Regions from separate parts of the Homo sapiens genome. Here regions 1 and 3 are each linked to region 2. A link is an interaction called in ENCODE POLR2A ChIA-PET data of the cell type or tissue named here. Cell type or tissue: CD4-positive, alpha-beta T cell. All regions are shown on one strand. Links, peaks and the distances in the headings refer to the core of each region. The heading gives the core; the rest is flanking DNA. Region 1 overlaps SEPTIN9 (septin 9). Region 2 overlaps LINC01973 (long intergenic non-protein coding RNA 1973). Region 3 overlaps LINC01993 (long intergenic non-protein coding RNA 1993).

Region 1 (10,305 bases), core at 2,973-5,472, 510 kb before region 2:
GCCAGGTCACTAGAACACAGCTGAGGAAGCTGTCGGCCAGACGTCCAGAAGCATCAACCTGGTGGCTGGGCTGTGGGGGGACCTCTCTGGACAGGCAGACAAGGTGTCGGAGGAAGGGGCTGACACTCACTCAGTGTCTGTCATGCACTGAGGGCACAAAGGGCAGGATGGAGAGCTGGCCCACGCCACCTGTGGAATCTTCCAGGTGTGGGGGCAGATGGGGAAGCAAGGGGGCTTGAAGACACATGCGCTCATTAAATGTCCTTAAATCCCAAGAAGAAGAACAAGGACACATCCACAGGGGCAGGGCTGAAAGTCTGATGCATGGTGTTTTGGGGTCTGCTCCTGCTGCAACAGCTACAGTGGCTCCCTCTTACCTTTCTCTTCCCTCCATTCTGTTGTGAAAATGTTCAAAACACATGGTCAAGTTGAAAGCATTTTACAGGGAACACATTCAGCCATCACCTAGATTCTACCACTAACACCAAGCTACACCTGCTTTATCACCTCACCGTCCATCTATCCCTCCTTCGCCTGGCCATGAATCCATTTTATTTTTATTTTTTGGTGCATTTCAAAGTAATTTCAGGTCATCCTGATTATCTCTGGAATCACTGTCAGAAATTCCCTCCCTTCCCCTCCCCTCTCCTTTCCTTTCCTTTTCTGAGATGGGATCTTGCTAGGTCACCTAGGCTGAAGTGCGGTGGTGCAGTCATAGCACACTGCAGCCTCCAACTCCCGAGCTCAAGCAATCCTCCTGCCTCAGCCTCCTGAGTAGCTGGGACCGCAGGCATCCACCACCACACCCAGCTTCATTTTCAAAATTTCTCACCAACTCCTCACTCCTTGTATTCACCCAGGACCACTTCTCACAAAGCCAGGGTGCTGCAGGAGGGGTCAGAACCCCAAGCCCTAATCCTGGCTCTGTCATTAACACTGTGCGACCCTCAGCAAATCATTTTGCCTGTCTAGGTCCTGTTTTCATTCCTATGAAACGAGGGCGTTAAACTGTATGTTATAAATAATGAGGGCTACCAGTTACCAAGCTCCTATTTTAGGCCAGGCACTTTTCACATGTTATTATGAGTCCTTTCAATCTAGGTATTGTTCTCAATGGACAGCTTAGTCAACGGAAGCTCAGAGAGGTGGTGTAACTTGCCAAAAGTCCCACTACCCAGTGAATGTCCCCACGGGGTCTGCACCCAGGAGTCTGACACAGAGCCCAGGCCTCAGCACCTGGCGATGTTTTGGGGGTGTGAGCAGCCCAGCCTACTCTGGGCACGTGTTTACTTGCTGTTCCTTCTGCCTCATGTTTGTGTTTGTCCCCTCTGAAGCTCAGACTGTTATTTTCCAGTTCCAAATACCAAAACTGGCTAGGCACGGTGGCTCATGCCTGTAATCCCAGCACTTTGGGAGACCAAGGCGGGTGGATCACTTGAAGTCAGGAGTTCAAGACCAGCCTGGCCAACATGGTAAAACCCCATCTCTACAAAAAATACAAAAATTAGCCAGACATGGTGGCGTGCACCTGTAGTCCCAGCTACTCAAGGAGAACCCAGCTACCCAGCTACTGAGGCACGAGAATCACTTAAACCTGGGAGGTGGAGGTTGCAGTGAGCCGAGATCGCACCACTCCTCTCTAGGCTAGGCAACAAGTGTGAGACTCTGTCTCAAAAATAATAAATAAATAAAATAAAATAAAAATTAAAACCAAATGCCAAAACCAACCCACAAAATAAACCTTGGTTAAAGTAGCCTGTTCATTTTGCTTTAACTATGTATATTGCACCAGATTCTGCCAGGGGCTCAGCGTATAAAGATGAGACCCCTGCCCTGCCAGACAGGTGGGATGATGGCCATACCTTGAGTTAGTCAAGGCACCATCTGGCTGTGTAACAAAAGCTAAAACATCAGAGGCTGAGCAGCACTCGGACCCACGTCCCAGTCCAAGTGTCAGTCGTTATGGGGGCCCAGGACAGCCCGGACCTAGTTCATTCCTTTGGTGCATCCTCGACACACAGCTTCCATCTCTTGAGCTGAGATGGTTCCAGCTCCTGCCGTCATGTCTGCACTCCAGCCAGAGGGAAGGGAAGAAGGGAGAGGGGAAAGGGCAAGTGTCCCTCTTTATTTTTAAGGGCATGACCTGAAAGTTAAACACTTCAGCTCCTTCCCACTGGCCAGAACCCAGTTGTATGGCCGCTCCTGTCATCAGGGAGGCTGAGCAATGTATTCTTCAGCTGGGCTTCCCTGTGCACAACCAAAACTTCAGTTACTATAGAAAAAAGGGAGCTCAGATATTGGGGAAACAACTAGCATCTGTACCACATGCACTGATAGCTCTCTTTGTATGAACAGAGCTGTGGCAGGCCCTATGCCAGGGAGAAAGTAAGATTGGAAAAGAGCTTACCAAGGAGGTGGCATTTGCACTGTGCTTAAGGGGCAAGAAAAACGTCTTCCAATCAGGAGCCACAAATGCTTGGCTGAAGTGCTACTGCTCTTTCATCCTGGAGCTGGAACAGACGTCACCAGTCAATCATGATGGCTGCTGGGTGCACTGGCTAACATCTATAATCCCAGCACTTTGTGAGGCTGAGGGTGGGAAGATTGCTTGGGGCCAGGAGTTTGAGACCAGTTTGGGCAAATTGCAAGACCCTGTCTCTGCAAAAAAATATAAAATGTAGCTGAGTGTGGTGGCACCTGTAGACCCAGCCCCAGCTACTCGAGAGGCTGAGATGGGAGGATCGCTTGGGCCTAGGAGTTCGAGGCTGCAGTGAGCTATGATTGCACCACTGCACTCCAGCCTGGGTGACAGAGCAGGACCTGTCTCTAAAAACAATAAAATAAAATCAAAGTTTTAAAATGGAAAAAAAATCATGAGCACATAACTCCAGATGTATCCTCAAGATAGCAAACCCGGGTGGGCGCAGTGGCTCATGCCTGTAATCCTGGCACTTTGGGAGGCCAAGGTGGGTGGATCACCTGAGGTCAGGAGTTTGAGACTAGCCTGGCCAACAGCCCCATCTGTACTACAAATACAAAATTAGCTGGGCATGGTGGTGGGCACCTGTGATCCCAGCTACTTGGAAGGCTGAGGCAGGAGAATTGCTTGAACCCAGGAGGCGGAGGTTGCAGTGAGCCAAGATCACACCATTGCACTCCAGCCTGGAGAAAAAAAGCAAAACTCTGTCTCAAAAAAAAAAAAAAAAAGCAAACCCAGGGCCAGGTCTGTAGCCACATGGCCACCTTCTTCCCTGAGCATGGAGGCAGCCTCAGAAACCTGCCCCACATCACATCAGTGGGCAGTTGATTGGGTCAGCCTGCCAGTTGAACCCTATTTGCCACAGTCATTCTCCATAGTAAGGGGCATTCTAGACATACCCCCCTTCCCAGGGAAGAATAAGCCGTAGCTGCCTGAGCGTTTTATCCAGTGGTGTGCATGTCTTTTCCCAACTCTGTGTTTAGTGATGTCCTGTTTGTAGCTTGAAATTTGCCACAGTGGGTGTGTTTACACCACAGGAATTGGCAAACACTACATATCAGGCCTTACCTCCTGCTCCCTACTAGGGTAGGTTGTTTTTTTTTTGTTGTTTTTGTTTTTTGTTTCTTTTTTTTTTTGAGACGGAGTCTCGCTCTGTCGCCCAGGCTGGCGTGGAGTGATGCGATCTCCGCTCACTGCAAGCTCCGCCTCCCTGGTTCACACCATTCTCCTGCCTGAGCTTCCAGAATAGCTGGGACTACAGGCGCCCGCCACCACACCCGGCTAATTTTTTGTATTTTTAGTAGAGACGGGGTTTCACCGTGTTAGCCAGGATGGTCTCGATCTCCTGACCTCGCAATCTGCCCTCCTCGGCCTCCCAAAATGCTGGCATTATGCCACTGCGCCCGGCCTAGGGTAGGTTGTTAGAAATGTACCAGCCTGCCAGTTTCAGCCTTGTTTGTCTTTCATCCTTTTTTTTTTTTTTTTTTTTTTTGAGACGGGGTCTCTCTCTGTTGCCCCCCAGGCTGGAGTGCAGTGGTGTGATCCTGGCTCACTGCAACCTCTGCCTCCTGGGATCAAGTGATTCTCCTGCCTCAGCCTCCCAAGTAGCTGGGATTACAGGTGCCCACCACCACGTCCAGCTAAATTTTGTATTTTTAGTAGAGATGGGGTTTCACCACATTGGCCAGGCTGGTATCGAACTCCTTACCTAAGGTGATCCACCCGCCTTGGCCTCCCAAAGTGCTGGGATTACAGGCGTGAGCCACCGCACTGGGCCTCTTTCGTTCTTTCTTAATGAAAATCTTCCTGAAAGATTTGCCTACTGATGTCTGTGTCAATAGGTACTGCCTGCGGGACAGAGCCTGCCCTCCTTTTGAAGGTCTTTCTCTGTCTGGGTGACCATCTGCATGTCACTCCCTGCTGCTCAGAACTAAAGATGTAGCTATGCCTGGGGTAGGTTGGGAAAACCTGTGGGAATCACAGAGCTTGCTGTCATGCTGTGTTCTGGATACCTGAAGCTTGGCAGGCAGGTGGGATCGAGGGTGGGCATTAGGAAAGTGATGTGGCTCTATAGGAAGGGGACATAGGTCCTGAGATTTTAGGTCCCCAATTGGACAAAGCTGTTTTTTTTTTCTGGATAAATGTTCTAGCTTATTCATAATCGAGTGGTCAGTTTTCTTTTCTTTTCTTTTCTTTTTTTTTTTGAGATGGAGTCTCGCTCTTTCGCCCAGGCTGGAGTGCAGTGGCGCTATCTCGGCTCACTGCAAGCTCCGCCTCCCAGGTTCACGCCATTCTCCCGCCTCAGCCTCCGGAGTAGCTGGGACTACAGGCGCCTGCCACCGCGTCCGGCTAATTTTTTGTATTTTTAGTAGAGACAGGGTTTCACCGTGTTAGCCAGGATGGTCTCGATCTCTTGACCTCGTGATCCGCCCGCCTCGGCCTCCCAAAGTGCTGGGATTACAGGCGTGAGCCACCGCGCCCGGCCAAGTGGTCAGTTTTCTCAGCTGCCGGGTCTTGCACACCTTGCTGGCTCTGGAGACCATATGCACCATGTAGACCCCATTTGTTTCCTACCCTCAGTGTTGGGGGAGGGGCCAAGGGCCTGTCGATGTGTTGACACCTGGCCATTCACTGGCCTTGAATGTCCACATTCACCTCCTTGAAATCGATGCCCCGTATCGGAGGCTCCATGTGGATTTGGGGGCAGAGGCCTGTACTCCAGATGGTGGGGTGGCCTTCACCAATCAGGCAGATTCCCTGCCCTGCCCTGCCCTTTGGGCTCTGTAGCTCCAGATGTGTGCTCAAGATCTGTGGCCACATGGATGGGACAAGCCACAGAGACTCAGACTCCGTGGTCCCTGTGACCAGAGTAGCCGTGGCCCTGTCTGGGAATGTTCCCACCCTGTTGCTGAAGGTGAGAAATTTCTCTGTGCTGGAGAACAGCTGTGCTGAGAAGTTGGCCCATCTGGCTTGCAGGACTGCTGGGGCAAGGGAGGTCTGCTGCCGGTCTCTTCCTTCCTCCTCTGACTGGGTGCTCCTTGTCTAGGTTCCTTGCAGCAAAAGAATTCTCTAATTTATTTTGTTCCCTTATTGAGTCTCTACTCCATGAAGCCCACCTCCTAATCCCAGCTGACTGGCTCCCACCTCCTCAAGAGGAAGGCCAGGGGCAGACGAGGCTGAAGGAGGCTGACTCCCCTGTGCCTTCGCAGTCTGAGCTGATGCTGCTGTATGTTCACAGGGCTCCTTCAGCTTTTAAAAAGGCTTCAACACGTTCGTCACACGCTTGTGGCTCTCCTGGATGCCACACTAACTCAGTAAGGCCTGAGTTAGAGGCTGTTCCTGAGGCTGTGAAAATAGAAGAAGGGTCCAGAGGAGAATCCCTTCATCTGACGATCCCAGGAAGGCTTCCTAGAAGAAGCAGCCTCTGAGCTGAGACCTGAAGACAGATCAGGCCTGAGTCAGGCCAGGGAGGGTGTGAGGGGCCCACCAGGCAGAGGGAACAGGATAGGGCAGGCACAGAGGTCTGGCACCTGGCTTGTGGGGAAGTGTGAGCCCCTGGGCATGACCAAGGCGGGGAGAAGTGGCGTGAGAGGAGGCAGATGTGGCTGGCAGGAGATCGGCGGCCCCGGCCTTGCTGAGCTCCACTCTGTATGCACCAGGTGACAGAGGCTGCCCAGGACGGTGGGCAGGGAAGTGACAGGTCACATGGTCATCCCACCAACAGCCGGGAGTCCAGCTTGGGGGGACCCAAGACCCTGGGGAAGGCACGAGTCAGGGGCCTGCTAGAGCCAGGAGCTAGTGGGAGAAGGAAACAGTGTTGCTTATGAATTATAAACAGACACTCCCGCAACTTTCTCTGACGTGATACAATCTCAAAGTGGGCCACCCAGAGGTGGGAAGGTGACTTCTGGCTCTCCAGGCCTTGGGCCTGTCTTTTTTTTTTTTTTTTTTTTTTTTTTGAGATGGAGTCTCACTCTGTTGCCCAGGCTGGAGTGCAGTGGTGTAATCTTGGCTCACTACCACCTCTGCCTCCTGCGTTCAAGCAATCCTCCTGCCTCAGCCTCCTGAGTAGCTGGGATTACAGGCACCTGCCACCACACCCGGCTAATTTTTGTATTTTTAGTAGAGATGGTGTTTCACCATGTTGGCCAGGCTGGTCTCGAATTCCTGACCTCAGGTGATCCGCCCACCTTGGCCTCCCAAAGTGCTGGGATTACAGGCATGAGCCACTGTGCCCAGCCGAGCCCATCTTCAAGTTCTCCCTGGCCCTCAGTGTTTCTGTATTAGTTCACCCTTTTGGCTCCCTGCTTTTAAGAGTCTCCCTTAAGACTGTCCCCAAGTGGACAGGTCCCCAGAACCAAGGAGCAGCCTTAGGAGTCCCCAGTTACAGACACTCCAGGGGGTCCGTGTGGCCCTCAGCCTCTGGCCTGGTTCCGGCAGCCTTGGTCCTTTGTGCTGTCTCTCACATAGCCTGGCCAGAGCTGGCCAGGTCCCTTGGCTGGGCCGAGTCATCGTGGCCAGTGACTCATGCAGGGGGAGAAAAGTGAGGAGGGGGAACAGAGTGCGAGGGGGACTGTGTTAATAACAAACCCATTAGGTCCCTGAGGTCACTTCACAGGAGGGACAAATGGTTCATTTAGGTTGATCTGGCTGCCGGCTGGCTTCCAGAGACACTCAGGGTGGGGAAGATTTCATTATCTGGGGAAAGCAATACCAGATTGTCTGGAGGGGCCCAGCCAGCGCACCCCGCGCTTCCTGTCTGCCTCCCACGCAGAGCGTTCTGTTCCCAAGGCGGCAGGCCAAGAGCGCGAGCCGAGGCTCAGGTGCAAAGAGGGGTGCGGCATGGGGGCACTGCAGGGCACGGGGTGCATGCATTTTTATTTATTTTTTTACTGAGTGTTAGGGTAATTTGTTAATGGGGTATATTTGGTGACATAAAACCTTCTGTCGATTCATGGCAGTCTGGAACGGAGTGGAAGCGTCCCACTCCTGGGGAACCCCCACACACATTTGGCTGTGAACGTCGGTGCCTTTGCACTGGAGCCTCTTTGGAGTGTGCTGGGCAGAGCGGAGAGGTTCCTCTTCTCTCTTCTCCATCATCCTGTGGAGGTGTCAACATGTAGCCAGAGATGGTCAGTGGCAGTGAGGAGAGGGGGGCAGGAAGAGACCAGGGCTGGGGGCTTGCCAGCCCACAGTTCTACCCCTGAACACCCATGGCCTCCCTGTTCAGGTCAGCGAGGCTGGGGGCAGAGACGGGCAGGGGTCCCCCAATGTTGGGCATCTCCCCGCTCCCTCATACTCTGGATTTGCCCTCTGGAGAAAGCTCTGGAGCACCCAGAAGTCCTGGGGCTGCTGGCTGAGGTGGGGAGCAGAGCCCAGCTGTGCCTGGAGGCTCCCCACTTCCACTCAGCTTCCAGGGACAGTCTCAGCTGTGCAGGCCCAGGCCGCTGAGGCTGGCTCCAGAAATTTCTTCACAACCACCACTGGATGGAAAACCAGTTCTCTAAAGGGCCCCAGAGCCAGTTTTGTTTCTTCTTCCACAGGTTCCCATAGTTAGAGCATCGGGTCTTTGTTAGAGATGCAGAAGAGACGATGTCCCCAGCCCTTATGTGGTTCGGTCTCCACTGTGGATGTTGGTGATCTTAGTCTCCTTCTCAAAACCAAGAGGGCTGATGCCCCACATTCCAGGCCCCCAGAAAGAGCCGCCACCCACCCACACCGCTACATCTTCTTTCCACTTTTCTGTTCCGGAAAGAGTAGAGTGGATATGCGCTCCTGTAGAAATCCATCTACAGCCTGACTGCAGATGTATTTTGCTCCCTTATTGAGTCTCTGCTCCATGAAGCCTGCCTTGTTTGTACCTCTTTCTCTCTCTTTCTCTCTTTCTTCCCTCTCTTCCTTCCCTTCCGTTCCCTTCCTTTTTCTTTCCTTCCTGTCTTATTCTTTCCTCTTTCTTTCTTTCCTCTCTCTCTCTTTCCCCCTTTCTCTGTCTTTCCTATCTTTTCTTTCTCTCTCTTTCCTCTTTTTTGAACAGCCAAAGATAGAATGAATGGCATAGGTAGGTACTGAGCTCCCTGTAACTGGAGGTGTTCAAGTGTAGGGTGGATGGGCATTTATAGGGCAGGCATTGAGGAAGGATCTCCCTGGGATTGTGGATGGCAGGACAGGCCCTGTGGAGCCTTCTGAGCGGGTGCAGAAGAGGGAGGGCATGTTCCTGCTCCCTGCCCTTCCCGGGTTGCCAGGCCGCCACTCCCAACCTCCACCCTCTTTCCTTCCACCTGCTGGGCCTTACGGGATGGGCAGAGGCATTGTTAGAACATGGAGCCGCGGTCCACAGAGGGCCAGCAGGGAGGAGAGCTCCCTGGGGACCACGTCGCCTCAGTCACTGTGGTGACTTTGAAAATAAATGCTTTCTTCTCTGCTTGAGTCCCTGTTGTTCCTGCTGACGTGGAACTAGGGCAGGCTGGTGACTCAGCCCTCATCCCTGCACTGCATCGGTGGCAAGTTGCCTCCAGCCTCAGACCCCACAGAGCAGGGTGCCTTCTTCAGAAAAACAGTAGGGAGGCCAGGACACCAAGGGCCCCAGGGACAGCCTGTTTCTCCTGGCTGGCATGAGTTCTAGCCAAGCCTCCTGGTACCCTGGGGGTGAGGAGGTACCAGCTGTGTGCTTTAGTCACTGGCTGCTTTGAGGCTGGGTCGGTGCCAGGCTGGCCACTCCTTCTTGTCCCCTAGTGTGACTTTGCAGAGCTCCCGGAAGGGTCAGAGGGTTTTTTTCCATCACTGGTGTCCATGGGATACTGTGTCCCCATCTCATTTTTGTACTCCAGTCTCAGACGGGTGCTAGGAAGTTGGAGACTTTAGCCATTTCACGACTGTGTCTTGCGGGGCTGGAGTAGGAACAGGAGTAGGAGGAACGCTCTGGTCATGGGACTGTGTGAAGAGAGAAGGATCAGGAAGAAAACATGAGCTATCATGTCTGGGTTATACCTCAGCAGAGCCGCTGGTGGCCTCCCAGGCATCTGAATTTACTAATCACAAAGCTCACCAGGTGTGCAAATAAACAAATGCTGTTCAGGAGGCACAGCCAGGGTTCTGCTGGAGAGGGATCATCTTGGAGGGGTCATACTTTCCACCCAGTCCTTCAGTCCTTCTGTCCTGTGTGTGTGCAGCCCCTGACCACCACCATCCCTGCCCCTGCCACTTGCTCCCAGGGTTCCATCAGGTTGGATGTTATTGCAATAAAATGTAGCAACAGAAGGTCCAGGCAGTGCTGCAGTCCCTGGTGGTATCATCAGAGCCAGCAGGCAGCAGGGCTGGGGAACTCCAAGCTGATTCAGTCCCAAGTGCCGGAGCGGGGAGCTCGGATGAGGTGGGGGTGGGGAACCGGGGAGCCATGGAGCAGAGCATTTGCTGTGCTGAAGGCCAGGAGCCTCCTTGGGAGATCATGAATTTAGAACACTAATACTTTGTTTAAAAAGTCCCCTGCCTTGGAGATAAGAGCTCAGGCCGCTGTGGTCAGGTTTTGCTGTAAATGTTCTGCACAAAGCAGGCTGGGGGGATCACTGGGAAGTCTGGGGAACAGATTGGTCATGTGCTTCTTTGAGTGAAACCTTATGGTTGCATTGAAGCGGCCAGGCAGAGGGTGTGATGGGGTGTGGTAGCTGCACACCGGCTCAGTCAGGCTGAATGGGGAAATGCAAACTCAGGTGGCCTGAAAGAGACTTAGTGGTCCACAGCCTGGTGGCTGCTCCCAGTACAGGTGATGTAAAGAGAGAAGGGGTTCCGGGGGCTTGGCCCAGGTGGAAACCATGCACTGTCTGTGATCC
Region 2 (10,305 bases), core at 3,054-5,553:
AAAAAAAAAAAAGAAGGCCCACAAAAAGAGGGAAGCACCAATTCAGGCTGCAGCACGAAGGAACCTCCGAAACATCACGCTCAGTGAAAGATGCCACACACAAAAGGTCACATGTAAAATAATTACATTGCTATGAAATATCCAGAATAGGTAACTCCACAGAGACAAAAAGCAAGGTGCTGAATGCCAGGGGGTGGGGGGCGGGTGTGGAGATGGGGTGGGGGAAGGAGGAAGGAGTGGTTGCTTAATGAGTATGGGGTTTCCTTTTGGGGTGATGAAAAGTGTCCTAGAACTAGATAGAAGCGACAGTTCCACAACATTGTGAACACAATAAATGTCACAGAAGTGCGCACTTTAAAGTGGCTAGTGGTGAATTTTATGTTCAGTGAATTTTATCTAAATTTTTTTTCAAATGGGAGATTTCCAAGTGTTAGCAAGGTGTTAGAGACATACCTTCACCAAATGAGATTTTCTCCTTAATGCTGTAAGAGAAGAATGAACGAGAATGGCATATTGCCTGCTAATCTCCACGGTACTTTCGCCTGCAGTGTCTCCTTGGGTCTGCTCGGTGACCTTGGACTGCCGACGGGAAGGTGATGGTATCTGCATTCGTTTCCTGGGGCTGCCATCACGAAGAACCACAGACTGGGGGTGGCCTCAACATCAGAAATGTATCGTCTCACAGTGCTGGAGGTTAGAAGCTCAAGATCAAGGTGTCAGCAGGTTTGGCTTCTCCTCGGGCCTCTCTCCTTGGCTTGCAGGTGTCTGTCTTCCCACTGTGTCCTCACATGGTCTCTGGGCGCTCACACATCCCTGGTGTCTCTGTGTCCAAATTCTTGTGAGGACACCAGTTGGGTTGGATGAGGAGCCACCCTAACGGCCTCATTTCAACTTAATCACCTTTGAAAGGCCTCATCTCCAAATACTGTACAGTCACATTCTGGGGCACTGGGGGCTTGGGCTTTAGCACATAAATTTCGTCGAGAGAGGACACGATCTGGCCCCCAACGATGTCCCAGCTGACTTGATGAGGGACATGCAGAAGGCAGCTCAAGCCACAGAGTTGGTGGGAGCAGCACCGGCCAAGAGCCCGTGTGCTCAGAGCTCCCCCCATATATGCTCCTCCACACCTGCTGCTGCACCCAGGGGTGTGAATGACCATACACACACACACACGCGTGCACACACACACAGACCCACACACGCCCACAAACACACACGCACACACAAACACACGCACACACAAACACACACACGCACACACATGCACACACACAAACACATGCACACACAAACACATGCACGCACACGCACACAAGCACACACACGCACACACGCACACACAAACACACATGCAGACACAAACACATGCACACACATGCGCACACAAACACGCACACGCACATATGCACACACTTACACAAACATGCACACACTTACACAAACATGCACACACACACGTGCACACCATCTGTTTCAGAGATCAAGACTGTTCAGCCTCAGCTCCCTTGCCCTTGCCATCTCCACTGTGTCTCCCTCTCAATCCAACAGCTGCACAGGCCCCCACGAAGGCTCTGATCCAGCATCTGGGGGATGCATGTGACTAACTAATTAACTCTAATGAATTACGTGTCCACACGCCTGGTGAAAAGGACGCACACGGAGGATGCATGCTTTCCCGAGTTTGGACCTGGAGAGATTGATAACGACGACCATGCATTTGGAATTCAGAGTTGGGTCTTTGTTTAATATGCATCTTTCTTCTCCAGGCATCAAAGAGATTATTTTTTTTTTTTAGAGTAAACAGACTTCAAAACAGGATTTAGTCTCTGAAAGCCTGCACCTGATTTGTCAGTCCTGGCTCAGGCTGCCCCAAGCCTTAATCATTTTGCAGGTGGATGAAAGAGATCTGAGATAGTGACGGGGGGGAGAGGAGGGGAGAGGATGCGTGCGGAGGTGCCAAGCATACTGGCTCTGCTCCTGCAACTGAAGCAGACATCAGGACCCGGTCTGTTTGAGCCAGAAACAAAGGGCACCAAGCAATAAAAATGAGCCCATCTTCTCGTCCCACACCTCCCACGGCCATGGCCTCACAGGAGCCCCGTCTCCTCGCTGAATACGTCCAAGGATGTGTCCATTTCATCCTGGCTGTTTTAAAAAGCCATCCTGGAAAAGATGCTCACGTGGGTAGCCCTTTGCCTCAGCGTCAGCTGGTTGACTCCACTCGAAGCAGCCCCTTCCTGCACCAGTAGCCCCTCCACCCTGCTCAAACCCGAAACTGGGGTCCCCTTCAAGGTCTCTGTGCCCCTTGCCCCAGGCCAAGCCTGCAGAGTCCAGCCTTGCAGACCAAGCCTGCAAAGCCCATTTTCAAATAATATGTTCTCATTCTCGAGGGGCCCCTGCTCCCCCCATCCCTCCCCAGCCACATGGCTGGACTGAAGCTTGCACCTGTTTTGATATCCAGGGAAGGGTCTAGCCCAGTAGGTCACCTGTCTGATGGCTGCCCCTTAAATGCAGGTGGCATGCCCAGAAAGACTCAACCTGCCTCTGAAACCCTCCCTGGTCCCCACAGAGGGACAGCCACCCCCCTCCCTCCCTGCACCATCACCAAACACAGATCAGAGCCTGTATCTTCTTTCTTGTCCCACTGTGGTCTCAACAGCAAAGCAGTGTCCTGTTACATGATTGGGGGGTGGGGCGAGATGTTCGGGGAGGCCCGGTTCAGTCACACTGGTGGTGCCTATAGTATCCAGCAGCTGCCTGCACCCAGTATGTCTACACCCCCTCAGAAGCCGGGTTTCTGCACTGCCCCGCCTCCCCGCAGCAGAGTGTGGACCCTCAGTGCAAGACAAGCAGTGCCCAGAAGCTGGGTGTGGAGTCAGACAGAGCTGGACTAAACCCCAGCGTCTCCTCTTTGCAACTTTGGGCAACTTCTGAACCATCCTGAGCCTGTTTCCTCTTAGGAAGAATGGAGGTGATCATGGAACCTGCCCTCGGAGTGAGTGTGATGTGATAGATGGTGTGAAAATGCCTGGCACAGAGCGGGCACTCGGCACACACTAGCTCCTCTGCTTACTCCTGTGCCCCTCGGCTCCTTAGAAAGAGAAGGCTGCTCAGCGGAGAGAGGAAGGGTGCAGGGAGAGGGGAGGGCGCCAGGAGAAGGGAGGGTGCAGGGAGAGGGGATGGAGGGCCCTACTCCCCATTCAGGCCAAACTGCATTTCACCAATCTCCAGGTTCCCATGTGACCCCCAGCTCCTTGGGGCACCTACGTGCTCCCCTGAATCTCAGCCCCCACTTGTGGGCACTGAGGGAGCTCAGACTGCAGAAACATCCAGGCTGGCTCCAGCCCGGCCATTCTGACCACATACTCGTGCTAATTCCGCCAGAAAGACCAGCCTGTGGTTAGCAAGGGCAGCTATTATGGTTTCCAGAAAATTCCTTTGAGCAAAGAGAAGCTGTTTGCCATTCCTGAGGCCCCTCCAGCCTGTACAAATGTGGCTTTCCAATTAAGCTGGGGCTGCTCCCAGATCTCTATCTGCTTTCCTTCTAAAGTAAGAAAAATCCTAGAGCAGTAGGCACTCCTTTTTATTTTTCTAAATCACTTCCAGTTATTTTTTCTGATGACCCAAGTAGTGCCTTTTCTGTTACCCAGGAACATGGTAGAGGGGCTGATTGGGGTCAGAAGTCCGGGGGACCAAGTTGGGGACCTCATAAGGAGAGACAAGTTTGGGAGAAGGATGGCAAGCTCCTCTCTGGATGGGTTGAGCAAGAGGCACTTTAGAATTCTTGAATCTGCCTCTGGGCAGGAATGTCTGGGAGAGTTGGATGCCCAAGGCTGGCTCTCAGGTGTGGGCTGGAGTGGCAGACTTGGAGTTCCTTGGCACAGATACGACATCACATCATGGGCTTGGATGGGGTCTCTGGGACAGTGTGTGGAGTTGAGAGAGGAAAAGGCCAAGAATGAAACAAGGAAGAGAAAACCTGGAGAACAGAAATCATCAAAGTGTGGCAGGAACACAGAGGGGGACGAGACCAAGACAGAGGGATGCAGTGAAGCCGGGGAGGAGGGGGCTTCAAGAAGGGGCAGGTCAGCTACATCATGTGGCCAGAGAGCTCAGTTCAGATGAGGCCCCAAATGGCCCACTTGATGTGGTACTTGACATGTCAGCAGGCAACCAGGAGAACACAGCAAAAGTGACATTATGCCAGTTCTGGGTCCAGTCTTGAAGACTGGCACATTTCACTTCCTCTTTCTTAAAATGTGCTCTCTTGGGGCCCTCCCTCTCAGACCCAGGCACCCATGCTGTGAGAATCCCAGCCTAGGATACGTGTAGCCTCTCCAGTCAACAGCCCTGGTGGAGTGGCCAGCCCAGAGTGAGTCAGCATCAAATGCCAGATGTGAGTGATACATCTTGGGGACTCTGACTTAGTCATGTTTGTTTATGACTGAAGCCCCATCCAGAAGAACCTCCCAGCTGAGCCCAGTCAACTCATAAACTCATGAAATAACAAAATGGTTGGTTTTCACAAGCCAAAAAAAAAATGTGTCATCAGAGATTCCACCAGAACAACTTTAATGGCTTGATGGGGATAGACCCCTAACCAAGAGGGATAAAGCATGAACAAGCATGTGTATTGTGTGCACATAGGCATGTGTGCAGGGAGGAGAGACAGTGTTTAGAAGGGCTTCGTTGAGGAACTTGACTTTGGAAGGATTGCTCATTTCCCTTCACTATTTAAAAGGTCCCATCTTTGCCAGGTCTCAGGCAAATTTCCTACCAGGAAAAGCCCACCCACAGCTTGAGAAAGCGGCTTCATCAAAGATCTTGACCCTGTGATCAAGCAGTCTCAGAGCCTTAGGCAGGGAGCAGCAGCCTCAGGCCCCAGTCCCAGCCCTTCTACTTAAATTATTGGGTCTCAGTTGGAAACAGTGGCTCACGACTATAATCCCAGCACTTTGGGAGGCTAAGGCAGGTGGATCGCTTGAGGTCAGGAGTTCAAGTCCAGCCTGGTCAACATGGTGAAACCCTGTCTCTACTAAAAATACAAAAATTAGCCAGGCATGGTGGCACACGCCTGTAATCCCAGCTACTCGGAAGGTTGAGGCATGAGAATCACTTGAACCAGAAAGGTGGAGATTTCAGCGAGCTGAGATCGCACCACTGCACTCCAGCCTGGGTGACAAAGCGAGACTCTGTCTCAAAAAAAAAAAAAAAAAATTGGGTCTCAATTTCCTCCTCTCCAATGCAGGGTTAATGGCACTTCGCCTGCCAATTTCTCAGGGCCATTGCTGGAAAGAAATAAAATGAAGGATATAAAAACTATCAAGGCAAAGGCTAATGTAAAAGATTCTTCTGATTCCTACTCAAAGGGAGGAGGAGGTTGAGGGAGGAGGAGGTTGAGGTCCAACCAGAAGCTGGCGGCCTCCTGAAGTTTCGACAGCACACTTCTCTAAAAGCAAGCTTAGGAAGATCAAGGCACCCACAGGGCTTTGAATCTCACTAGCAACCTCTGGCAACCCTTCCATTCTGCTCAGATTGACATTGTGCTAAAGAGCCTGCCTTTGGCCCCTTTGAGGGCTTCTTGGATTTGCAGGGAAAGTTAGGGACTGCTTCTGTGACCAAAATCAGAAGCCATTTCTACAGCACCTGCTAGAAGAGCTGGCTTCCCTCTCTGTCTAACATAATCCCATTTTCTGCCTCCAACATCTATGGCTTGAAATCTGTGCTGCCTTATGGCATGGAGGAGAGAGCACCAGAAAATGAGCCTAAAAAGTCAGAAGTTCAAAAAAGAGAAACAGAAAACATTAGCACCTTTATCCTACTGACCTGCAGGCAGCATCCTGCACCAGGACTGTGAGGAAGCCAAGAGAAGCCGAGAGCAGGCATAAGATGCAAAACAGAGTAAAATAAATAAAAGTCACGCATCGTGTTAGGGAGAGGGTCCACGTGGCCGACCAATGGCAGCAGACAGCCCCTCCTGACAGCTGCAGCTTTAGGGGGCCTTCAGAGTGGTTTCCATGGCACCCGTGCCTTCATAATCCTCACCCAAGCGGCTCTCCTTCAGCTCACCTTGCGTCACCAAGCTGGAGGAGAAATGAAGTAAGTGTGACAAATATGCTGATATCCAGAGAGAAAGAGAAGGTGGGGGAAGGAGGGAGGCAAGCCCAGGGGCTTCCTCCAGGGCAAGTGGCTGGGGTCCCTGCCTGGGGCTCTGAGGGCATTTCTGGGGGACCAGGCCTAACCAAACTCTGATTTAGAAAAATCCAGGGACTCAAATACCCAAACAGTTTGGAGAGAAAGGTGATCTGAGCTCCTGTGGGCAGATGGTCGGGCCTTACACAGCAGGTCCCTGGGAACACAGAACCCTGGGGCACCAGGCTCCATGGCCACCACGGTCAGGTCTTATTGTGCTCACTCCCCTCCAGGCCCCTGGCAGAAAGTTCAGCCTTTATCTCCACGCTGGCATATAAGCTGTGTGGCCTGCATTCACCGTGTGACCTCGCAAAGCCTGTGCTCATCTCTCTGAAAAAATACTGGGTTGTCCTGAATATTGAAAATCCTATATTTAGATGTTCCCAGCTCATGCCTAGGACATAGAAGGATTGCAGACAGCTGCAGATTTTTAATATACCCATTTCGTTGAAGTACAATTCACATGCAATAAAACTCACTAATTTTAAGTATACCATTTGATGGATTTCAACATGTATATGTAGTCATGGAGCCACCACCCAATCGAGATAGAGAATGTCTCTATGATGCAGAAAAGTCCCTCCTGGCCCTCTGCAGTCAATCTTCTCCCCCCATCTTGGCCCCAAGCAACCACTGATGGATTTTCTGTCCCTAAAGCTCTGCCTTTTCCAGAATGTCATATATACAGAGGCCTCTGTGTCTGGCTTCCTTCACTTCGCACAATGCTTTCAAGGCTCACCCACATTGCTGCATGTACCAGTAGCTCCTTCCTTTTCCCTGCTGGATAGCATTCCATCCTTTGGATTAAACAGAAACTTTCTTGCGTGTGTGTGTGTGTATGTGTATGAGACTGGGTCTTGCTCTGTTGCCCAGACTGGAGTGTAGTGGCCTGATCATAGCTCACTGCAGCCTCGGCCTCCTAGACTCAAGCAATCCTGTTGCATCAGCCTCCCGAGTAGCTGGGACTGCAGGTGTGCACCACCATGCCCAGCTAAATTTTTTTATTTATTGTATTTTATTTCCTGTTTTTTTCTTGTTTTTTTTTTTTTTTTTTTTTTAGAGATGGGGTCTCACTATGTTGCCCATGCTGGTCTCAAACTCCTAGGCTAAAGCAATCTTCCTACCTTGGCCTCTCTAAGTGCTGGGATTAAAGCCGTGAGCCACTGCACCCAGTCAATAATAACTTTTTAAATATTTGATTATGTTTAATGATACTTGAAGTCCACCCTGAGTCCTGTTCCCCTTTGTAATACTCTGCTGTTTCTTCTTGGGTTCATCTCAGAGGTATCATCATGGTCACACCTTCCTGGCATGTTCCTGAGCTTTTATCTTCACGCAGACCCAGTAGTACCTGCTGGTGGGGAGAGGGGTAGGGAAGGGGTGGGGGTCGCCCACCCAACCCAGGCTCACCCCCAATCCCATGTGAAACTGCGCCCACCCGCCATGGCTGCACCCATGGGTGTCACCAGTGGGACAACAGTGCAGGCGTGGCCTTGCTGTAGCATGCCTGGTCCACCTAATGCTTTCCCAGCCCCTGCCTGACCTTTGCCAAATCTGTCCTTTCTTTCTCAGCCCTAGAGCCCCACAGAGAAGGTGGCGTGGAAGGTCCCCACAAAAGAATCCAGCCCTTCTCCATCCACTGATTTCTTTTCTTTCATTCATTCAACAAGAAATTATTGACGGGCTTCCTGTGCCAGGCACAGGCCAGGGGCTGGGTGGCAGGCAGAGGGGCAGCCTCCAGGGCCGCAGGGCCCAGCCAGGCCCACCTCCATCACCTCTCCTTCCCCGCCCCAGACTTGGCCCAATAGGCAGGACTGAAACGAAACCTCGCCCCTCCAGCATCCTCCAATTTCTTGCTCTTAGTTCAGACCCTGCACAGCAGCAGGCAATTGAAAAGGACTTCCGGATACCCGCTCACACTTTCATCCTTCTTTTCTCTCTGCCTTTTTTCATCTTCTTTTTAAAAATGCTCTTTAATAGTGGGAAAGTTAGCATGAAAAGGAGAGAAAATGAGGCTTGAAAAGAATGTGTCTGATGTGCAGCAATTTGTTCACCTGCGAGAGGTTCTTCCCCTCCTGAACCTCGCTGCTGGGGGGCCCAGCGCTGCCGGGCGGCAGGAGGCGGGAGGCGGCTGGGAAGCTAGAGGAGGCCCGCTCTTCTGCCCTTCTGAAAGCAGAGGCAGGAGGTGGGTCAAGGTAAGAGATTGGCCTCATGACAGCAAGTAAAGTCAGGGTCGTAGGAGACCAGGGTCACCTGCCATGTCCCTCTGGCATCTGTTGGAGCCACAATAGGGACCTGGAGAATTGTTCACCATAAGGCATTTCCTTTCCTGTCTTAAGGCAAGAGCCTGGTGTCCTGTGTGGTGGGGAAAGGGGGCCTAGAGTCAGGGAATGGGGTCCCAGCAGGGCAGGTTCAGGGCCTGGTCACCCCAGGACTCAGACCACCATTTCTTCCTCCCTCCTACTTGGGCTCCAGCCACATGCCCCACTGACCTCTGGAAGAGCCAGTCAGATCCCAGCGAAGGATCCTTCCCCGAGGATCCCAGCTGGGCTTAGGGTTTCAAGAAAGCCTCAACTGGCCTCCATCCACTCTGCGCTGGACTGAACCAGCTGCCCCCTCCCCTTACTCAATGAGAAAGCTCAGGACCCACATGCAAGACAGAGCCTGCAAGAGAAGACCCCCGTCGAGCTCCTTTCCTGCAAAGGAGACCATTCTTTGGCTCCTATCATGAGAGGCAGGGAGGCAGGGAGGCAGGGAGGCAGGGAGGCAGGGCCAAAGTACCCACAGGGCAGGTGCTGCTAGAGCTTGTTTCCCTGGGAAATGACAGAGGGGTACGACGCCAGCGAGCCTGGAGTCTTGACAGGCTGGACGGCCCAATGATTAGACAGTGGGCTCTGGGCCAGCCTGCCTGGGTTCAGATAAAATCAGATCAAATCCATTTGCTGCTTATTAGCTGTGTGGCCAGGACTGGAACCAGACAGAAACTGGGGGTGATTATAGCGGTGCCTCTCTGAGTCATTGTATAAGTTACCACCCATAATGCTCTTGGGATGGTACTTGGCACACAGTAGGTGCACGGAGAAGGCTGGTGTCCCGAGCTCAGCATCATTATTCAGCCAGACCCTCCCCAGCATAGTAGCGCCCACCCCGCTGGCAGGATAGGAGGATGGAGGATGGGTACTTCCCCCCTCCCCTTCCACCTGGGGCAGGGAGAATCTGCCAGGAGTGCCCCGTCCCTGAGCTCCAGCCTCCCCCACCACCCCCAGTGACAAAGACAGAGCTGGAGCTGGGCTGGGTAGCAAAAGCTGCAGACAGGGGGCTGGGCTGATACCTCAGGGTTGCCCCCACACTGCACAACTCTGGGGATGCCATTTACATCAACAGCCCATGGTGGCCCCTGCCCAGGGCCAAGGCACAAGCTCTGGAGGAGACAGGCCAGGGTTCCCTGAGATGCCGTTTGCCCACCAAAGGCTGCTTCAAAGCCCCAAAGAATAAGCCTGACAAGGCAGAGACAGAAGCATGGGCTGAGAAGGGCCTGGGAGCCCGATTTGCCGGTGGGCCCAGCCTGGGGGGACGTGGGTTTTCCCTTCTCCTGGAGCACAGTGGCCTAGTTTTGTCCTGGAGACTGAAAAGACAGACCCAGCGAAAAGCTTCATGCTGTCCCTCCCTCAAAGCCATCTCACGCCCACACATCTCCACACCCCTCCCCAGAGGCCAGAGCTGCGGGAACCCCAGTGAGAGTGTGGTTTCCTCTCAGCCTCGCCCCTCAGAGACTTCCGCTCAGCAGCAGCTGCGGCCAGGCCAGCTCGAGGCGAGACATCAGCCAGTCCTTGTGAAACCTCCCTGCACGGTGGAGACAGACAGAGACAGGGCACCAGGCCAGGCCCCTTCCAGTGGAGGGGGCAGCAAGTGAGCAGGGGCGGTCAGAGGGGTGGGAATCACAGGGGAGAACAGTGACTAGGGAGAGTGATAGAGAAGTGTGTGCCACTGCTGTGTGCATGTGCAAATGTGCATGTATGCACATAGGTATGTGTGCTGCACGCTCAAGTGTGTAGTATGTGTGCAAGTGTGTAGGTGGGTGTGTGCAAATGTGTGAGCAAGCACAGCTGT
Region 3 (10,305 bases), core at 5,085-7,584, 390 kb after region 2:
GTAGGGGGCGGGGAACGGAGGCCTCTGTGGGAAGGAAAGGAGGTGGTCTGGCGGGGCAGGGACTGGGGGCAGGGATAGCAGCGCTCAGGGGAGAAGGGGGACAAACAAATGGACCCCCGGCCCCTCGAGCTATGGCAGAATCACAGAATGGCCTCCTGTTTGCCAAGCTTCGCAGTCTGCAAAGCCTGCCCTCTGCAGCTTCCCTGCCAATGGTCCCAGCGGCTTTGCAGTGGAAGGATGGGCAGGGAGGCTGGGGTCACAGAGGCCCGAGGACCCTGCCCGAGAGGCACAGCTGGTCACCCAACAGGGCCTTTCTCCCTTTCTCCCAAATCAGAGCTGTCTCCCCAGATAGGTGGCCTCTCCCTGGGGGAACCTGGGGCAGAACAGTTTCCTTCTTCTGGGTCCTCCTATCTAGTCCCCGGGTCACCTGGGCCAGCCCTGCCTTGTCCCAGTGGGGTCTGACAGTGTGGAGGAGCAAGAAGGGTGGGCTCTCACACGGAAAGGTGCAGTGAGGCCTGTGGCAGGTGGACCCCATGACCCCAGCTTGGCCTCTGGGGGGTTGTCTGGGCTCCTACATGTGTGTGTGTGCATGCGTGTGTACATGGGTGTGTGTGTGTGTGTGCATGTGTGTGTGCGCACGTGTGTGTGTGTGACCCTGGCTGCAACTGAGATCTGAGTTGTCTTGCTGGTAAGCTGGGGACGGGCCGCAGTTCCCAGGCTGGGATGAGAAGCCCAAAGCCCTCTGTGGAGCCAACTCTACTTGCCCCCACCCCTGTCCCAGCACTGACCCTCTTCCCTCCCCTCTCTGCAGTTCTTCTTGACATTCTCACTAGAAGGGTCACCATCACTGGAGGTCCTGGGGTCATCTCCTGCCCCAACGCAGGCTGGCCCCACCCCCACATGCCAGCTGCTCCCTTCTCTCCTGAGCCCCTGCCCCCCAGGACTGACCCCTGCAGCCCAGCCCTTCCCAAACTTCTGAGCTCCTCTGTCCGTGGGTGCAGTGGGGCCCCTCGGCGGGGCTTCCTCCCTGGCCTCTGTGGGATCCAGCCCTTCTGCCTCCCAGACGCCTCCCCGCCCCACACTCTGGCTTGCAACACTTCTGTTCCCGAATGCGCTGGCCTCTCTTTCACCCCGAGACCTCTGCACCTGCATTCTGTCTGGAAAACCCCCAACCGTCGGCACGCATCCCTGGTCACCACCTTCTAAGTCTTCAGATCTTAGCTGAGACGCCTCATTCTCCATGAAGCCCTCCTGGCCCAGCCCAGTGGGGGATGGAGGTAGCCCTCCTCCTGTGCTGCCTATAGCACCTTTTCTTCCCACTGCGCACGGGTCACAGCTGCCTGTTTACTCCTCTGACTTCTCCGTGTGGCTGATGCCCTGTGCCTGCAGGGCCCAGACGCCCTCCTCCTTTGGTGTGTCCTGCATGCCTAGCCCAGTGCCAGGACCACAGGACTCAGTAAACACCAGCCAGGTGACTGACAATGGAGGGACATGTGGTTCGCCATCCCCTGCCCCTGGGACCCCCCAGGCAGAAGTGTGCACACCCCCCAGGGTGTGAGACCCCTGTGCAGAAGGACATGGCGAGGATTCCAGAGGAACAGGGGCTGGCCTGGCCTCAGCCTCTCAGAGTCAGGTCTGGGGGTCCTGAAGACAGCCCCCTCCCTGGCCTTCTTGAGAGATTTGCGGCTCCCCTGAGCAGTGGGAGGCCACTGGGCTGGCTGGAGGGGGCCTTGCGACATAAGCCCCAGGTGGGCTGCCTTTCACGGCGCCCCCGGCTCCCTGGCACCCGCCCAGGCGCAGGCGCTGGGGTGTGGGCACACACTCACATGCTGAGTTCAGTGTGCGGATTCCTGTAACGCTGGGCTGCTGGCAGGAAGTGCGCGCCGGGGAGGCTGCTGCTGGGAACCCAGGGCTGGCCCCGCTGAGATAAAGGGAGGCAGCAGATCGCAGCTGGAGATAGCGGCCCTGGGTCCTGGTAAACAGGTGGGGGGGGTGGGGGGGGGGAAATGTCCTTTCCATCCCATCCTCTTGGCCCTGAGCCTGCAGGATCTATAGCGCCCTAGCCTAAGCCCAGCCCCGATAGCTTGGGATCCAGAGGGGAGTTGTCGGCACTGCCATCATCATTCCCAGCCTGGGGGACTGGGTGGCAAAGGACAGGGCGCTGGGCCTGGGGGCCTGGCTGGGCCCATGGTGGGCATGCACTTGGCCCACGTGGGGGCCACTGGGTGTCAAGGTCATGTGTGCTGTTGGGAGGGTGGGAAGGGGAAGGGAGGGAGCTCCTCCAAGCCCCTGCACTTCCCCAACTGGGACCCCCTAGTGGGAAAGATGTCCCTCTCCAGGTTCGCCTTCAGCACCATCTCCGGAAATCCAGAGTGAGGTGCCATGAGGGTGCGAGACCGGGAGAGAATGGGGGGTGGAGTGAGGGGGGCGTGAGGGCTGTTCCCCAGCCAGGTGCAGAGCAGGGGGGCTACAGAGCTGGGGAGACCCTGTGCATGACTTCAACAGGAAGCCACAGGATGTTCACCTGCACTCCATCAGCTCACCGTGGGCTAGCGGGAGCTCGGCATGGCCCATCCCCAGTGCCCAACACAATGGGCGCTCAAATACACTTGCTTGTTTAAAAAATTAAGAAATTTACCACGCATACAGAAATGCTCATGAAGCATATTTGTACAGTGTTATGAATAAATACATATAAAATAAACTCCCGTGCCATAGCCACTCAGACCAATAAATAGTCCATGGTGGGGCGTGGTGGCTCACGCCTGTAACCCCAGGGCTTTGGGAGGCCAAGGCGGGTGGATCACCTGAAGTCAGGAGTTCGAGACCAGCCTGGCCAACATGGAGAAACCCCGTCTCTACCAAAAATACAAAAAATTACCCAGGCATGGTGGTGGGCGCTTGGAATCCCAGCTACTCGGGAGGCTGAGGCAGGAGAATCACTTGAACTCGGGAGGCAGAGGTTGCAGTGAGCCGAGATCGTGCCATTGCACTCCAGCCTGGGCGACAGAGCAAGACTGTGTCTCACACACACACATACACACAAACACAAACACACACACACACAAAAGAAATAGACCATGGCCAGGATTCCAGAAGCTTCCTTCCTATTTACAACCCTTCCCTCTGCAGAAGTTACTGCTGCCCTGACATTCTTCTTCATATATATATACACATATACATATACATACACATATATGTATACATATATATACACATATATATACACACACACATAGATAGATAGATAGATAGATGATAGATAGACAGATTTGAGATGGAGTCTAACTATGTTACCCAGGCTGGTTTCGAACTCCTGGACTCAAGCGGTCCTCCCACCTCTGCCTCCCAAATCTCTGGGATCACAGATGTGAGCCACCAGGCCTGGCCTGGCCTGACTTTTATGACCAGGACTTGCTTTTCTTTATGATTTTGCCACCGTAGATGTATCCCTTAATAGCAGTTGAGTGTTGAGTGTGGCCTGTGTGTGAACTTTACAGAAGTCGAATCAGGGTGTCTCCTTTTATGTCTGGCTTCATTAGGCTGTTTGCAAGAGTCACCCGTGCTGTGGCTGTCATTTATTCTCTGCTGCCAGGTACTTTTCCACTGGGTCCCTAGAGCATAGTTTATTTCTCCATTCTACCTGTTTAGGGACATTTGGGATTTTGTTTCCAGACTGGCCATGTACGGTGGTGCTGGTGGGCATTCTTATTCCTGTCTGCTGGGGCACAGGTGCCTGCTTCGGGAGGGCGGACGCCTGGCGGTGGGGCTGCTGATTCTGGGGTCTCTCATCTGCAGCTTTACTAGGTGTGCCAAATCCTTTCCCAAAGTGCTGGAAATGCCCTCCTCCCCCACTTTCCCACACTTCTCCATCTCGGTAACACTAGTGTTATCAGACTTCTTCATCTTAGCTGTCCTTGTGATATGTGGTGATATCTCCTGGCAATTTTAATCTGATCTTTTTTTTTTTTTTTTCTTTGATGGAATCTCACTCTGTCACCCAGGCTGGAGTGCAGTGACGCAATCTCGGCTCACTGCAACCTCTGTCTCCCGGGTTCAAGCGATTCTCCTGCCTCAGCCTCCCGAGTAGCTGGGATTACAGGTGCCCACCACCACGCCTGGTTAATTTTTGTATTTTTAGTAGATGGGGGTTTCACCATGTTAGCCAGGCTGGTCTTGAACTCTTGACCTCAGGTGATCTGCCTGCCTCGGCCTTCCAAAGTGGTGGGATTACAGGCATGAGCCACCGTGCCTGGCCTCTTTTTTTTTTTTTTTTTTTTTTTTGAAGAAACTGAGTCTTGCTCTGTCACCCAGGCTGCAGTGCAGTGGTGCAATCATAGCTCATTGCAGCCTGAACTCCTGGGCTTAAGCAATCCACCCCCATCAGCCTCCCAAGGTGCTGGGATTATAGGCATGAGCCACCACACTGGGCCCTGCTCTTTCTGTTAACTGCTAAAGGAGAGTACCTTTTATTATTTATTTATTTATTTATTTATTTTTTGAGACGGAGTCTCGCTCTATCGCCCAGGCTGGAGTGCAGTGGCGCGATCTCGGCTCACTGCAAGCTCCGCCTCCCAAGTTCACACCATTCTCCTGCCTCAGCCTCCCGAGTAGCTGGGACCACAGGCGCCCGCCACCATGCCCGGCTAATTTTTCTTGTATTTTTAGTAGAGACGGGGTTTCACCGTGTTAGCCAGGATGGTCTCGATCTCCTGACCTCGTGATACACCCGTCTTGGCCTCCCAAAGTGCTGGGATTACAGGCGTGAGCCACCGCGCCCAGCCCCTTTTCTTATGTTTTAGCCGTTTGAATTCCTCTTTGTGAAGAGCATGTTCTGGTCTTTTCTCATTGACTGGTCAGGCTGGTTGGTATGTGCAAGCATACTGATCCTTGCGGGTTCTGTGCGTTGCAAAGATTTCACCCCAGGGCTGGGTGCAGTGGCTCATGCCTTCAATCCCAGCACTTTGAGAGTCCAAGGCGGGCGGATCACAAGGTCAGCAGTTCGAGACCAGTCTGGTCAACATAGTGAAACCCCATATCTACCAAAAATACAAAAGATTATCTGGGTATGGTGGTATGTGCCTGTAATCCCAGCTACTTGGGAGACTGAGGCAGGAGAATCACATGAACCCAAGAGTCAGAGGTTGCAGTGAGCAGAGATCGAGCCATTGCGCTCCAGCCCGGGCAACAGTGCGAGACTCCATCTCAAAAAAAAAAAAAAAAAAATTTCCCCACAGTACAGCTGCGGTGGCTCTCGCCTATAATCCCAGCACTTTGGGAGGCCAAGGGACGGGGATCACTGGAGGTCAGGAGTTCGATACCAGCCTGGCCAACGTGGTGAAACCCTGTCTCTACTCAAAATACAGAAATTAGCCAGGCGTGGTGGCACATGCCTGTAATCCCAGCTACTGGGGAGGCTGAGGCAGGAGAATTGCTTGAACCCAGGAGGTGGAGGCTGCAGTGAGCTGACATCGAGCTACTGCACTCCAGCCTGGGTGACAGAGTGAGACTCTGTCAAAAAAAAAAAAAAAAAAAAAAATTTCCCCCGTGCTGTGGTTTGTCTTTTTTTGTTGTTATTGTTTGAGACAAGGTCTGACTCTTTTGCTCAGGTTGGAGTGCAGTGGTATGATCATAGCTCACTGTAGCCTCAACCTCCTGGGCTCAAGCAGTCCTCCGGCCTCAGCCTCCAGAGTAGCAGGGACATACCACCATGCCTGGCTATTTTATTTTATTTGCAGACATGAGGTCTTGCTATGTTGTCCAGGCTGGTCTCAAACTCTTGTCCTCAAGCAGTCCTCCCAACTTGGCCTCCCAAAGTGCTGGGATTACAGGCATGAGCCACTGCAGCTGGCTGGCTTTTCTTTTTCTTTTCTTTCTTTTTCTTCTTCTTTTTTTTTTTTTTTTTTTTTGAGATGGAGTCATGCTCTGTTGCCCAGGCTGGAGTACAGTGGTGCGATCTCAGCTCACTGCAACCTCCACCTCCCAGGTTCAAGCGATTCTCTGCCTCAGCCTCCCCAGTAGCTGAGATTACAGGCACCGACCACCACACGCAGCTAATTTTTGTGTTTAATAGAGAGGGGATTTCACCATGTTGGCCAGGCTGGTCTTGAACTCCTGCTCTCAAGTAATCCACCCGCCTTGGCCTTTCAAAGTGCTGGGATGACAGGTGTGAGCCGCTGCACCCGGCCCCGCTTCTGTCTTTAGATACGGTTGCAAGCTGTGGTGTGTGTGGACAGGGGAATGGGGACTTAGGGATTGGGCTGGGGGGACCCTCAGGAACCCCTCTACTGCCTTCCAGGTGTCCCCAGCTTGGGCTGAGACCAGGGCACCCCCTTGTGCCTTCTGCCCCCACCTGCTCCCTCCTGGGCCTACCAGCCTGCGGCCGCACTGGCTGCTGACAGCTGGGACGCTGGGGTCTGGCGTTATTTACTGCGGCAGCTTCCTCCTCCTTCCAGGAACTTGTCCTCTAACTTGGGGCGGCAGCGAGGCCTCTAATCTTTCGGATCTCGTTTACCGGCATTGGCCTCTCACTTCCTGTTGCTAGGCCTGGACCGAGGCACGGGGTCAGCTCCGTGCACTGCGCCTTGCCTGTTGCCGGGGCCTCTGTTCTGGCCCCTCGGCAGGGAGGACAGAGGGTCAGATGCCGGGCCTCAGGCACAGTGGCCATCTGGGGTAGGGCCAGCTCCACAGAGGCAGGGGACCCAAGGCTGAGCCGGCTGTGGGCTCTGCTTCCTGGAGTCCAGGGTCCAGCACGGGGACCAGGTTATTCCTTCGCTCCTCCTGGCTTGGCAGAGCGTCATGGAAGGTGGCCTTCCCCAGACTCCCCCACATCCCCTCCTCCCACTTCTGCAGCCACCAGAGCCAGGGCCCTTGTGGGAAAGGACAGGGAAGTCTCAGGAGTTTGGGCACAGACAAGATCCCTGGAGACCGTGGGGTCTGCTGCCCTGGAGATGTGGAATCCCAGGCCTTGCCCACCTCCTCCACCCTGGGTGGGTTCCCCAACCACCCAGAGGAGTGCTGGCATCTCGGGGCCACCAGGGCATGGGCAAGAGTGGCTGCCCAGCCCCTGCCAAGGGCCTGAAGCCAGCGCCAGGCAGACCCTGCCTTGTTGAGCAGTATCTTCAGTAAGGGCTCTGTGTGCCGAACACCTGCTGTGCGCCCTGCACACTTATCCCAGAGATGGGATTCAAACCCAGGTTGCCCAGCGCAGAGAAACAGCATTCTCCTTCTGCATCCGTGAAGGAAGCTTTGTCTTCTAAAAGCCCTAGCCCTTCTGTTACCTTGTCCTCAGCCGGCCTGCTTCTGTCCCTGTGCCATAAGCCAGATGAATTTCTCTCCCAGGCTGGCCCTGCAGAGGATGAGAGATGGCCCTTGTTAGAGGCACCCTGGGCACCCCAGGCATGGCTCCCCAGCTGATGATAGAACAACTGAGACAGACCCGGCATGGTGGCTCACACCTGTAATTCCAGCACTTTGGGAGGCCGAGGCAGGCGGATCACTTGAGGTCAGGAGTTCGAGACCACCCTGGCTAACATGGTGAAACCCTGTCTCTACTAAAAATACAAAAAATTAGCCGGGCGTGGTGGCAGGCGCCTGTAGTCCCAGCTACTCAGAAGGCTGAGGCAGGAGAATGGCGTGAACCCGGGAGGCAGAGCTTGCAGTGAGCCGAGATCTCACCACTGCACTCCAGCCTGGGTGACAGAGCGAGACTCTGTCTCAAAAAAAAAAAAAAAAAAAAACATCTGGGATCAGGAAACGAGGAAAAGTATGGTCTTCATAGTGGCAGAGTTTGCAGGGGTCTTTGGGAAGAAGGAAGGTTGGAACTTGAGGCTGGGGGATGGATCATAGGGGAGGGGCTCCATCCTAGCTGGGGAAGGGAGGGCTGTCCTGCTGACATTGGCCTCTAGAATGGGATATGCAGGATGACCCCCCTGGGGCAGGGAGGAGAATGTTATACTTAGCATTTAAATCTCGCTCTTTTTAAATGCCTATCTTTCGTGAATGTTTTATAATGCAAGTAATGTATTCATGCGGTCATGGAAACTTGTAATCTAAAAATAACTATGCATATATCATTTTTGTTGGTAAGGGTGCACGATCAAAATAGTGTGAAGGTTTGAAGGTCACTTTCTCCTAGGTCTTATTGTTTCTTTAATTACTTTTTATTTATTTATTTATTTTTTTGGAGATGGAGTCTTGCTTTGTAACCCAAGCTAAAGCTCACTGCATCCTCGAACTCCTGGGCTCAAGAGATCCTCCTGCCTCAGCCTCTAGGGTAGCTGGGACGGTAGGCGTGTGCCACCGCATCTGGCTCTAGGTCTTATAATTTCTGTCCTTGGCCACCCACCTGCTGATTCCAAGGTCTAGGATGGCAGGATGAAGGAAGGTCCCACATTTGGGGACCTGCAGGACAGGCTGCAACAGAAAGGCCTAGTTTAATGAGTAGCATGGGCGGGCCTGGAGACCGAGAGGTGATGTAGGCACGCATGGGGTTCAGGCCTCTCTGTGGTGAGCGCTTGCCCCCGCTGGAAGCAGAGACAAGACCCTGGCTGGGTCTTCTGTTTTGTTTTGTTTTGTTTTGTTTTCTGAGACAGAGTTTTGCTCTTGTTGCCCAGGCTGGAGTGCGATAGCGCAATGTTGGCTCACTGCAGCCTCTGCCTCCTGGGTGGAAGTGATTCTCCTGCCTCAGCGTCTCGAGTAGCTGGAATTACAGCCACACACCACCACGCCTGGCTAATTTTGTATTTTCAGTAGAGATGGGGTTTCTCTATGTTGGACAGGTTCCTCTCGAACTCCTGACCTCAGGTGATCCGCCCGCCTCGGCCTCCCAAAGTGCTGGGATTACAGGCGTGAGCCACTGCTCCCGGCCATGTGCCGTCTGATTAGGAACCCAAGAGCCCCTTCCTGGGAACAGAAGGACAACTGGCACCTGCTGAGGCACGCCCACTTGCCGAGCTGCCCTGGGATCCCTGGGCAGAGCGTCATCGCTTAAGAACCTAATTCCACAACAAATATTTGTCACGCTCCTGCCAGGGCCCTGGCAGGAGCAGAGGCGGTGTGTACTGCCATGCATTCCTGGTCTGTTGGGTGATTGACACATACAAGACGCCAGCGGTCCTGAGAGTCAGGTGCCTTCCTGGACCCCTTGGTGAGCGGAGGTGAGTTGCCATCAAGGAGGGAAGATTCAGGAAGATAACTCCAAGGTCCTCAATCCGTCCACCAGTCAGTGGATGGCAAACATAATCCATGGGCACTGATTAGGTTTGCCAGCCCATGCTGAGTGCTGGGTTCAGTGTCCTTCGTCTCCTGCCAAGGGGAGAGGACCTCGAATGGACGCCTGGGACCATGATCCCATTTTGCTGGGGAGGAAACAGATTAGGGAGGAAGGGAACCTTGGTGGTGAGCAGTAAAGCCAGGATTGGAACCCGCGCCGCTAAGGTCTCTGCCTCCCTGTAGGACCCACCCTGGCTGTGGGGAGGCACTAGCTTGGGGAGGAGCCCCTGGCTGGTCCTCCCAGGTGTGTGTGGAGTCAGCCAGGGGCAGTGCTGGCAGGGCCTCCAGGCACTGTCCAGCCTCCTCCTCTTCTGCACTTGGAAGAATTCCAGCTGTTTTTCAGCCTCTCTCTTCCTCCAGGAAGCCTTGCATGATAGCCCTACCCCTCTGCCAAGACACACACCCTCTTCTCCCTTTTTCCTTGGCACCTGGCTTATCTCACAGTTGCCTTTGTCGTCGGCCAGCGTCCCTCACTGGGTTTCAGGCTCATGGAGGGCAAGACCTGAGTCTTTCATTCTCAGGATCCCTAGCAGGGGGCTTAGGGCATAATGAGCATTCAGGAAATAACTGGAGAAACGTGGATGAGGAAACGGATAGCAGAGGGTGGAGAGGGGCTTGCTTCTAAAGGCGAGACGTGAACCTAGTGGGATGACCAGGCAGGGTGGGGGTGGTGGGGAGTTGTGGGGAGGCCAGTACAGAACAGCTCCAGGGAGGGCATGGAGCATGGTGTGAGCAGGAGGCCTGTCTGACCTCCGGGGATGGCCCCGTGGGACAGAGGACCTTGAAAGCCAGGCAGAGGGATGGGATCAGATACTAACGCCCATAGGGAGCCCTGGCAGGTCCTTGAGCAGGGGCATGGCAGGGCAAGCCTTCCTTTAGCCCAGGGTGAGCTTGCGCCAACCCGTGCTGCAGAGGAGAAGGGCATGGAGGATAGCTACTCCCTCTGGGTGTTCTTCCGGCCCGGCTACCCTCAGCCAGAGCTCAGGAATCACACTCCCCTGGAACCTGGAGTTTTGGATTCAATCTTTATTC

The links. ChIA-PET counts read pairs that join two places held together with the same protein. Peaks named below come from ENCODE experiments on the same cell type or tissue, not always from the same donor. Only the 100,000 strongest peaks of a DNase experiment are listed, where the experiment ranks them.
Region 1: POLR2A ChIA-PET joins it to region 2 with 5 read pairs; 2 of 35 experiments call an interaction of 5 or more read pairs at or near these places.
Region 3: POLR2A ChIA-PET joins it to region 2 with 5 read pairs; 1 of 35 experiments calls an interaction of 5 or more read pairs at or near these places.

What each region holds. Positions count from the first base shown.
Region 1 is chr17:77,356,968-77,367,272 of GRCh38, forward strand. The region is part of intron 2 of SEPTIN9 (septin 9); the gene reads left to right. Among named protein-coding and RNA genes, the nearest start is that of MIR4316, 35 kb to the right of the region's middle. RefSeq lists enhancers at 1-57, 6,691-7,349, 6,880-7,174, 7,350-8,006. In CD4-positive, alpha-beta T cell, for the core only: no CTCF peak of the experiment used is centred there; no DNase peak of the experiment used is centred there.
Region 2 is chr17:77,871,774-77,882,078 of GRCh38, forward strand. LINC01973 (long intergenic non-protein coding RNA 1973) reads right to left here. Exons shown (of 2, transcript NR_028337.1): 2 at 7,228-10,305. Among named protein-coding and RNA genes, the nearest start is that of LINC01973, 7.2 kb to the right of the region's middle. RefSeq lists enhancers at 710-1,211, 2,762-3,262 and a silencer at 4,311-4,496. In CD4-positive, alpha-beta T cell, for the core only: no CTCF peak of the experiment used is centred there; DNase peaks (open chromatin) are centred at 4,358 and 5,458.
Region 3 is chr17:78,256,875-78,267,179 of GRCh38, forward strand. LINC01993 (long intergenic non-protein coding RNA 1993) reads right to left here. Exons shown (of 7, transcript NR_073178.1): 5 at 9,103-9,359; 6 at 6,373-7,348; 7 at 4,475-5,039. Among named protein-coding and RNA genes, the nearest start is that of LINC01993, 16 kb to the right of the region's middle. RefSeq lists cis regulatory regions at 1-141, 1,641-2,229, enhancers at 1,090-1,139, 1,150-1,469, 1,792-2,656, 2,202-2,371 and a silencer at 1,880-1,929. In CD4-positive, alpha-beta T cell, for the core only: no CTCF peak of the experiment used is centred there; DNase peaks (open chromatin) are centred at 5,557 and 6,400; H3K27ac peaks cover 1,266 bases.